Regions from separate parts of the Homo sapiens genome. Here regions 1 and 2 are each linked to region 3. The links are chromatin contacts, found by Hi-C or POLR2A ChIA-PET in ENCODE. All regions are on one chromosome and are shown on one strand. Each heading gives the region's core, a stretch centred on a gene start or an enhancer-like site at or near the end of the contact. The rest is flanking DNA. Distances are from core to core; before and after follow the strand shown.

Evidence for each region. Hi-C counts contacts between places; a loop is a spot of excess contacts on that map. ChIA-PET counts read pairs that join two places held with the same protein, here RNA polymerase II (POLR2A). Pooled maps may share reads with other maps.
Region 1: a pooled map shows a loop between it and region 3 (9-fold over the local background). The contact joins the promoter of FAM219A here to the promoter of NOL6 in region 3. A Hi-C loop is called at or near these places in 6 of 50 pooled maps. POLR2A ChIA-PET finds 5 or more read pairs at or near these places in 2 of 52 experiments (OCI-LY7 and WTC11).
Region 2: a map of naive thymus-derived CD4-positive, alpha-beta T cell shows a loop between it and region 3 (23-fold over the local background). The contact joins the promoter of UBAP1 here to the promoter of NOL6 in region 3. A Hi-C loop is called at or near these places in 1 of 168 maps with a recorded cell type or tissue (naive thymus-derived CD4-positive, alpha-beta T cell) and 8 of 50 pooled maps. POLR2A ChIA-PET finds 5 or more read pairs at or near these places in 3 of 52 experiments (AG04449, BJ and naive thymus-derived CD4-positive, alpha-beta T cell).

Annotation. Positions count from the first base shown.
Region 1 is chr9:34,457,228-34,460,082 of GRCh38, forward strand. FAM219A (family with sequence similarity 219 member A) reads right to left here and starts at 1,343. Exons shown (of 6, transcript NM_001184940.2): 1 at 977-1,343. The coding sequence starts at 1,036. DNAI1 (dynein axonemal intermediate chain 1) reads left to right here and starts at 1,578. Exons shown (of 20, transcript NM_012144.4): 1 at 1,578-1,826. The coding sequence starts at 1,779. RefSeq lists enhancers at 1-9, 1,141-1,681, 1,244-1,538, 1,635-1,704 and a silencer at 1,015-1,264.
Region 2 is chr9:34,177,705-34,180,430 of GRCh38, forward strand. It overlaps UBAP1 (ubiquitin associated protein 1), which reads left to right and starts at 1,339. Exons shown (of 7, transcript NM_016525.5): 1 at 1,339-1,536. RefSeq lists enhancers at 388-1,346, 1,152-1,581, 1,347-2,303, 2,304-2,726.
Region 3 is chr9:33,472,429-33,475,184 of GRCh38, forward strand. It overlaps NOL6 (nucleolar protein 6), which reads right to left and starts at 1,496. Exons shown (of 26, transcript NM_022917.5): 1 at 1,361-1,496. The coding sequence starts at 1,414. It overlaps LOC107987061 (a long non-coding RNA gene), which reads left to right and starts at 1,712. Exons shown (of 3, transcript XR_001746648.3): 1 at 1,712-1,769. RefSeq lists an enhancer at 1,108-1,447.

The DNA.
Region 1 (2,855 bases), core at 93-2,592, 980 kb after region 3:
TATACGAGCTGGCTAGGCCTCCACGTCTCCCACCCGGTTGCCTGACAGACAAGCGAGGTCAGGGAGCCCCCTGGGCGGTGGCCAGCAAGCATGGTCTCCCTTAGGCCTAGCCTCGGTGCACCCGAGTTGCCCTCCCCCTTCCATTCCCTCCGCGCCAGCAGCGATGACATCATTCCTCCCTGACTCCGGGACCGCGGACAGGCGGCAGGATCCGCGCCCAGCAAGGACTTCAGGCACGTAGGCCTAAGATGATGGGGGCTCTTCCCAACCAGTGCGCACAGGCAGCTCCAGCGCGACCCCACTTCCTCTCCCGTCGGTTCCCGAGCACTCTCATCTGCACCCCGATTCCCCATCTGGTCGCCGCGCACTCTCCTTCCCGGTTTAGATGCCCCCAGCCTGGTCTGCCTGCGCTCCCCACCGGAGAACGGAATTCCCAGGTTCTGCACCAACCACCTTCCCCCACTGGGTCCCTCGCCCCGGCCCAGCGTTCCTGTCCGTATATCCAGCGGACAGGCGGGCAAGCCCCTCCTCTTCTAAAAGCTGATTCCCAATCTCTCTTAGCCTGACGGCTCCCCCGCCCTAAGCATCACAGGCCTCTAGGACTAAACGCCTCCCCACCTCCCATCCCAGACCCCTGGGCCTGCCGCCGGCGGTGCCCCATGGCAGTTCCCTCGCCAGTCCCTGCTATGGGCCTCCACTAGCGGTGTGCACCTTTGTGCCCCCTCCGTTCCATCCGACGGTGCCCTGCTTCCACCGACGGTGCCCTCCGCCCTTACAGGTCCCTTTGCTCTCATCCAGCATATTCTCCCACGGTTTTCTTGTCCTGCAAGTCCCCGTCCCCCGGCAATACGTTTTCAGGGATCTCTTTGCCCCATCCGATGGCGCCCCTCCGCACGATCCCCCCGGCCTGATTCCCTCCCTCCCCCTCAAGCGACGCCCCCTCCGGCCTTGGCCTGCCCGCCGCCCGCCCCCTCACCAGCGGCTGCATCTCCGAGTGCGCGGTGGGCACCTGGAACCGGTCGATCTCCTCCATCATGGTGCCGGCGGGCGAGCGGGCCAGGGGCCGGGCGCGGCCGCGGACGCCGACAGGACCGCGCGGGGCGGCGGCCCCAGGAGCCCGGCGGGTGGTGCAGACTAGGCCTCCCCGGACCACTCGGGCGGGCAGGGGCCGGGCGGATGCAGGGGTGGGCGGGGGCGAGAGGTTCGCAGACTGGCTGAGGCCGGCGTGACTCCGTGGGCTTGCCTAGCACTACCGCGGCTGTGGCCGGGCCGAGCCGCAGGTCTTGCCTCGCCTCCTACTCCGCTGCCGCCTCCTGTCAGCAGCTCAGCCACTGCGGTGACTCGGCAACTCCACTTCCGGGTCCGGGACACCGCCCGGATCTTGCATTATTCATGAGGAGGCGGTGCCTGGGGACCCCAGCCCCACCCACATGCGGGAGTTCCGAATGCGCGCGGCCGCCCAGCTGTGATTCCTGAGGGGGCGGGGCTTAGTGGAGACTCGCTCGCCGCGCGCCCAACCCCGCCTCCTTTCCGGGCCGGCTGGGCGCGCCGAAGCGCCTGCGCCTTGGCTGCTGGTCGGTTGCTGGGTAACCGCGTCAGGGAGTTGGATTCTATCCTGCAAGGGCACGGGGACCCACAACGACGGCTGTCCCTAAAGAACCGTTGCGACTGGTAACTGAAGTGGAAGAGAGTCCAGATTTCTTGTGTGTGGTCAAGGAGACGGACAAACTTTTTGTCTTCAGACGAGGGAGCGTTTTGTAGGCTCTCCAGGGGTTGAGATGATTCCTGCTTCTGCGAAGGCTCCCCATAAACAGCCTCATAAGCAGGTAACGTACGCACACCTTCCTTCTGATGACCTCTGACCTTCGTCGTCGCCAGTGACCACTAATCATACCTCTCCTACTGATCCTTGATCTTTTCTCTGTTGACCCCAGCCTTCTCACCCCCGTGACCTCTGGTAAGTGCTCCCACTGACCTCTGACTCTGTCCTACTCTTTCCCACTAATCCCGGCCTCCTCTCCCATACTACCCCAATCCACCGTTTCTTACCTCTCTCCTTTTATCCACCATTCCCATCTCTTCACTTCACTTTACCCCATGGACTCATTCTGACCAGTCTATTCTCCTTAACTTCCCCATCCCCATTCCCACGAGTCCCTTCCTCCTTGTTCTCACATTCTTGTCCCAAAGGAATTTTTCTTTTTCTTTTTCTTTCTTTCTTTCTTTTTTTTTTTTTGAGACAGAGGCTCGCCCTGTAGCCCAGGCTAGAATGCAGTGGCGCCATCTCAGCTCTCTGTAACCTCTGCCTCCTGGGTGCAAGCGATTCTCCCACTTCAGCCTGACGAATAGCTGGAACCAAAGGCATAGGCCACCACGCCCGGCTAAATTTTGTGTTTTTGGTAGAGACGGGGTTTCCCCATGTTGCCCAGGCCCGTCTCTAACTCCTGAGCTCAAGCGATCCTCCTACCTTGACCTTCCGAAGTGCTGGGATTACAGGCGTGAGCCACGGCGCCCAGCCTCAAAGGCATTCTTTATCCAACCCTTTGCTGTGTGCCTAGCTCCAGGCTAGGTGGGAACACAGCTCTTGCTGTTTGGGAGCCCACAGAGGGTGTGCAAGAGAACTAAACAGAATACAGGACAGGCTATGTGCAGGAGTGTGATTTTATTTTCTGTGCTGGGAGATTTATGAGGAGAGAAAGGGCAGGCAAAGAGGAAGAGGAGAGAGGCCCTTTTCTCATCCCTGTCCTCACCCCCACAGTGCACAACCCAAACACTCTGCCCCAACTATTTCTAGAGCCTCATATCTCTCTCTTCCCTGCGAGCCCCTGGTCCACTCCTATGATTCATTCAGCTAT
Region 2 (2,726 bases), core at 89-2,588, 710 kb after region 3:
GACAAGATCTTGCTCTGTCACCCATGTTTGGAGTACACCAGCACAATCCTGGCTCACTGTAGCCTCGACCTCTCAGGCTCAAGTGATCCTCCTATCTCAGCCTCCTGAATAGTTAGGACCACAGGCACATGCCACCACGCCCAGATAATTTGAGTTTTTGTAGAGACAAGGTCTCACTATGTTGCCCAGGCTCACCTAATTTTTACCAAACTTTTTGTAGAGACGGGGGTCTCATGTTGCTTAAATTGGTCTTGAACTCCTGGGCTCAAGAGTCATCTTATTCAATTAATAATTCTCTGTCTCCTAATTCCAGCAGACATAGAAAGACACAGAAGGCCAGCGCCATGGCTCACGCCTACAATCCCAGCAATTTGGGAGACTGAGGCTTGAGCCCAGAAGTTTACCACCAGCCTGGGCAACATGGTGAGACCCCGTCTCTCCATATATATATATAAAATAATAAAAATTATCCGGGCGTGTTGGCATGTGGCTATAGTCCAAGCTACTCAGAAGGCTGAGGTGGGAGGATCACTTGAGCCCGACAGGTGGAGGTTGCAGGGTTGCAGTGCGCCAACATCGCGCCACTGCACTCCAGCCTAGGCGACAGAGCGAGACCCTGTCTCAAAAAAACAAAAAACACCCCAAACAGAAACAACAACAACAACAAAAACCCCCACAGAAGGCAGTGAAGGCTTGGGATAGGATTACCTGGTTTAAACCCATAGAATGTCAGAATTGAAGGAAGACTTAGAGGTCACCTTTGTTTTTTTTTCTTTTGATACAGAGTCGCGTTCCGTTGCCCACCTGGAGTGCAGTGGCGCGATCACGGCTACCGCAGCCTCGACCTCCCGGGCTCAAGCGACCCTCCTGCCTCGGCCTCTCAAAGTGCTGGAGTTACAGGCGTGAGCCACTGCGCCCGGCCTAGAAGTCACCTTTCAACTTAGTCCTCTATACATGGGAAAAGTGAGGTCCAGAAAGGGTATGAGTTGTACCAGGTCGCTGACCCTGAACAGAAGCTAGATGTCTTAATTCCCAAATAGGACTCGCTGCTAACTCTTTGGGCATACCTTCGCGATTCAAGGCTCTTGGGTTTCCCGCTTTGGCCGCCTCGCCAAACCCAAGTCTTACACTCTTAGTGACCCCCTCCTTTCCTCCTTCCCCCTTAGGTCAGCAGGGTTTACTCATTCCAATTGCAATGCTCCATGTTGCCGGAGTAGCTCCTCGCTAGAAGAGAGATTAGTTATGTCACCGTCGGCTCCTCCCATTGGTCCGGGCGTGTGGAGCGCGGCGCCATGACGTCAGACGCCCAAATGAGTGGGGCGGTGAGGGGAAGGAGGAGGGAAGTAGGACTTCAACATGGCGGCTGCGGCACTGGCGGTGGCTACGGTGACGGCCTGGCCCGGAGCGGGCAGAGTTGGAGGTGGTGGCGTTCGCTCTCCCTAGGGGCTGTCGGGAGCTCAGCGGGGACCGAGCCTGGGAGGCCGGCCGGTGCCAGCACCTTTCGGCTTCTGAGACGGCGGCAGCAGCGGCATTCAGGTGAGGGGGGCCTCCCTCTGGGGGAGGGGGAAGAGGGGCGGAGTTGGGGGAGGGGGGCTGGTACTGGGAGACTGGGAAACGGGATGGGGGGCCGAGCGAGGTGAAGGGCGCCGGAGCTAGGAGGTGGGAGGGAAAAGTGGCCGGAGATCCGCGATTCGGGGAGGATTCTGGGAGAAGGGTCGGAGTGAGGGGACCGGAGTTGAAGGGGCGGAGGGGAAGTGGGATGCGGAAAAATGAGTTCGGATTAAGGAGACTAATACCCTACTGGAAGACAGGCATAGTAGACATCTATCGGGCTGGACTGAGAACTCGGTGGGAACTAGAGGATGTCAGGGAGGGGGACCCAGATTTTAGTAAAGAAGGTGAGTGGTGGGGAGTTGAGGGTGAGCTGGGGACGTGCGGTGTAGATTTAGTTCTCCCTGAGGCAATGAGATTGGGGAGAAAAGGTGGAGACTAGACCAGAGGTGAGTGATCTTTGGGGATATCTTTGGCCTTGTCTGGTCTTCTCCAGGTATGTTTATCCGCCTTTTTTGTTTCTTGGGTGGAGGCTTACCTATACAGTCCACCTGGGCCTCAGGAACCGCCCCAGTCTTTCTTGTGGAACGTCAGGTTCATTTATTTGAGCTATATCAGTGATCTTTGACCTTTGTTGCCAAATGTAATTGTTTCCAGACTAGCGTCTTAAAAGTATGGTTGGGCATAAAAATACGTTTTATGTTAAACTGAAAAAAAAATTGTTACTTTTAGTCACCATGCAGTGTTGCGAAACCAGATTTGGTAATTTAGTTAAGTATTACGTATATTCTGTTCTAACTTTACTCGTTAGTGCTTTGTCTCTTCAGTTATTAGCATTTGAGAATTTGAATAGATATGATGGATGTTTTCCTTTTTAATTTTGTCAGATTTGATGGTGGGAAAAACAAGATACTTAGTCTTTAGTGATATATAGTTCTTTCTAGTTAATGTCCCAACCTAAACTAAAAGTTTCCGTATTGGCCGGGCGCTGTGGCTCACGTCTGAAATCCCAGCACTTTGGGAGGCCGAGGCGGGCGGATCACGAGGTCAAGAGTTCAAGACCAGCCTGACCAACATGTTGAAACCCTTTCTCTACTAAAAAGCCAGCCGGGCGTGGTGGCAGGCGCCTGTAATCCCAGCTACTCGGGTGGCCGAGGCAGGAGAATGGCTTGAAC
Region 3 (2,756 bases), core at 246-2,745:
AGAAGCCATTTTGAGGTAATAGGTATCTAGCATCTGCTGCCTAAAGTGCCACCATGATAGGTTGTGGGTAAAAGCTTCACCTGCTCTGTCCCTCTTTTGAGTAGGAGTCAGATTTTGTAAAACTCAGGAGAATCGTTACTTGGATGAACATCACTGAGCGCTGAGCCGAAAATTCCTTGAGTTAAGAGCTCTCCTGTCTACCTGACACCACAAGCATGGAGCTCTGTTTGGAATTGGTAGTGATAGAAGCTGACTGGGCCCAGGCTGGACACGGTGGCTGACGCCTGTAATCCCAGCAGTTTGGGAGGTGGAGCTGGGCGGATCAGCTGAAGTCAGGAGTTCGAAATCAGCCTGGCCAACATGGGGAAACTCCGTCTCTATTAAAAATACAAAAATTAGCCAGGTGTGGTGGCACATGCCTGTAATCTCAGCTACGCGGGAGACTGAGGCAGGAAAATCACTTGAACCCAGGAGGCAGAGGCTGAAGTGAGCCGAGATCGTGCCATTGCATTCTAGCCTGGGCAACAGAGCAAGACTGTCAAAAAAAAAAAAAAAAAAAAGAAGCTGACTGAGCCCTGCCCTAAGTAATGCCCAGGCCCCTTGTATTTTCAGGAAGTTTCCTCTTCTGCTGATATAGGCCTGGGACTTCTCAAATGTCTTTCCCATTCTCGCTCCAACCAAATCCTGCCAGGTTCCACCTCCTCTAGGAAGACCTGACTGCCTCAGTTTACACTAAATACTCACTGATGGAAGGAGCTAGAACCGACTGGACCCCAGAGGACACATTTAGCAAGTCATTAAATCCTCAAAATAATTCTTGAAGACACTTGAAGTCCCACTATTCACTCGAGGTTCCACAACTGGTACACCCGTACTATGAGCAGGCTTCAAAGGCAAGCGTGCAGGATCCCAAACCTTTTCCCCTACAGCCGTGGGCCCATCCGCTCCACGATGCCTCTCATCCCAGAGAGCCTTACTGGAGCGCTCCAGGAGAGGCACCGTATGCCCTCCGCTACAGCGGGGAGCACAGAACTGGACACAAATTCTGTGGAGGAAGATCCCGCTTATCGTCAAGGACCACCAAATAAAAGAAACGACCCAAGTGTGGGTCTCTTCAACTTTGAGGTGCAGAGCTCCAGAAGAGAGCAGAGGCTCTACCGGCTTCACTGCTTCTAACCAAATACTGCCAGGTTCCATCACCCCTAGCAAGCCCTGTCTCAGTGCCACTGGCTGGAAACATCCTCCAGAATGGGCCGCCGGCATGGCTTTCACCCGCAAGCTGTCAGATCACGCCATCTCGGGCCCTGCAGCCAAGGGAGCGCACATTGAGCCTCTGTTCCTCCCCGATGGCTCAACCCACCTCTGGCTCTCCAGTCGCTCCGCGAAGCTGCTCTCCAGCTGGCGCCGGCCCCATCACTCAGGGTCCAGCACTCTCCCGCACTTCAGATTCTAGCCGGGTCTATACCTCATAGCTTCCCACGTGGGCGGAAATGCCTAACTCCAGGCCCAAGTCCAGCCCACCCCAATTCCTCAGGACTCCACCCACTCCAGAGCTATTGGATTATCAGTCGATTACTCGCTTGCCATTGGCCGGGCAGTCTCAAGGCCCGCCCATTAGGGGAGGGGACAAACGGGTTTCTGTGCTTTACGGCCTCTTCGCGACGCTAGAACGGAAGCCTGCCCGTAGCTAGGCCTTTGCTTTCTTTTCCTCACTTCCTTCGCGTGGCTGCAATCGGGAAGGGCGGAGCTAGTTTGTTCCTTTTGGTCAGGTTTGTTTACAGCAGTTATTCCTCCCTTTTTCTTTATTTGCTACACCTTATCAGTTAACAAATCTTGTCAGTTCTACCTCCAAAACATACCTTGAATTTATTCATTTTTCTGTGTCTTCACTGCCAGGTTTAGCCCGTCACATCATCTTGTTCCCGAATTATTGTTATGACTTTTCTCCAGTTTTTACTTATTACTTAGCTTATTACAATTTCAAGTAATTTAGTTATTTTTATTTATTTATTTATTTATTTATTTATTTATTTATTTATTTATTTTTGGAGTAGTCTTGCTCTGTCGCCCAGGCTGGAGTGCAGTGGCACGATCTCAGCTCCCTGCATCCTCCCTCTCCCAGGCTCAAGCGATTCTCGTGCCTCAGCCTCCTGAGGAGCTGGGATTACAGGCAGGTACCATCACACCCGTCTAATTTTTGTATTTTCACTAGAGATGGGGTTTCCTCATGTTGCCTAGGCTGGTCTCAAACTCCTGACTGCCAGTGACCCGCCCACCTTGGCCTCCCGAAATGCTGGGATTACAGGCCTGAGCCACTGCTCCCGGCCTATTTTTAAACTATTAAAAATTTAAAACAAATGTTGCAAGAATAATATAATGAATGCGCATATACTCTTCACCTAGATTCACTTAGTGTTACTATTTTGCCAAGTTTATCTTTACCTATGTATTTACATATTATTTTGCAAAACCATTTGAAAACCAATCACACATCTCCCTAAATACTTAGGTATGTATCTACTAAGATCAAGGACTACCTCTTATGTAAGCACAGCCCGATTATGAAATTAAGGAAATTTAATCGTGATTCAATACTAGTATACAAATTCCATCTTTAAATTTTGTCAGTTATTCCAGTAATAACCGTTATATGTTTCATTTTATTTCCTAATGCAGGATCATCTAAATTCAACTATTACCATATAATATATATATATATATATATATATATATATATATATATATTTTTTTTTTTT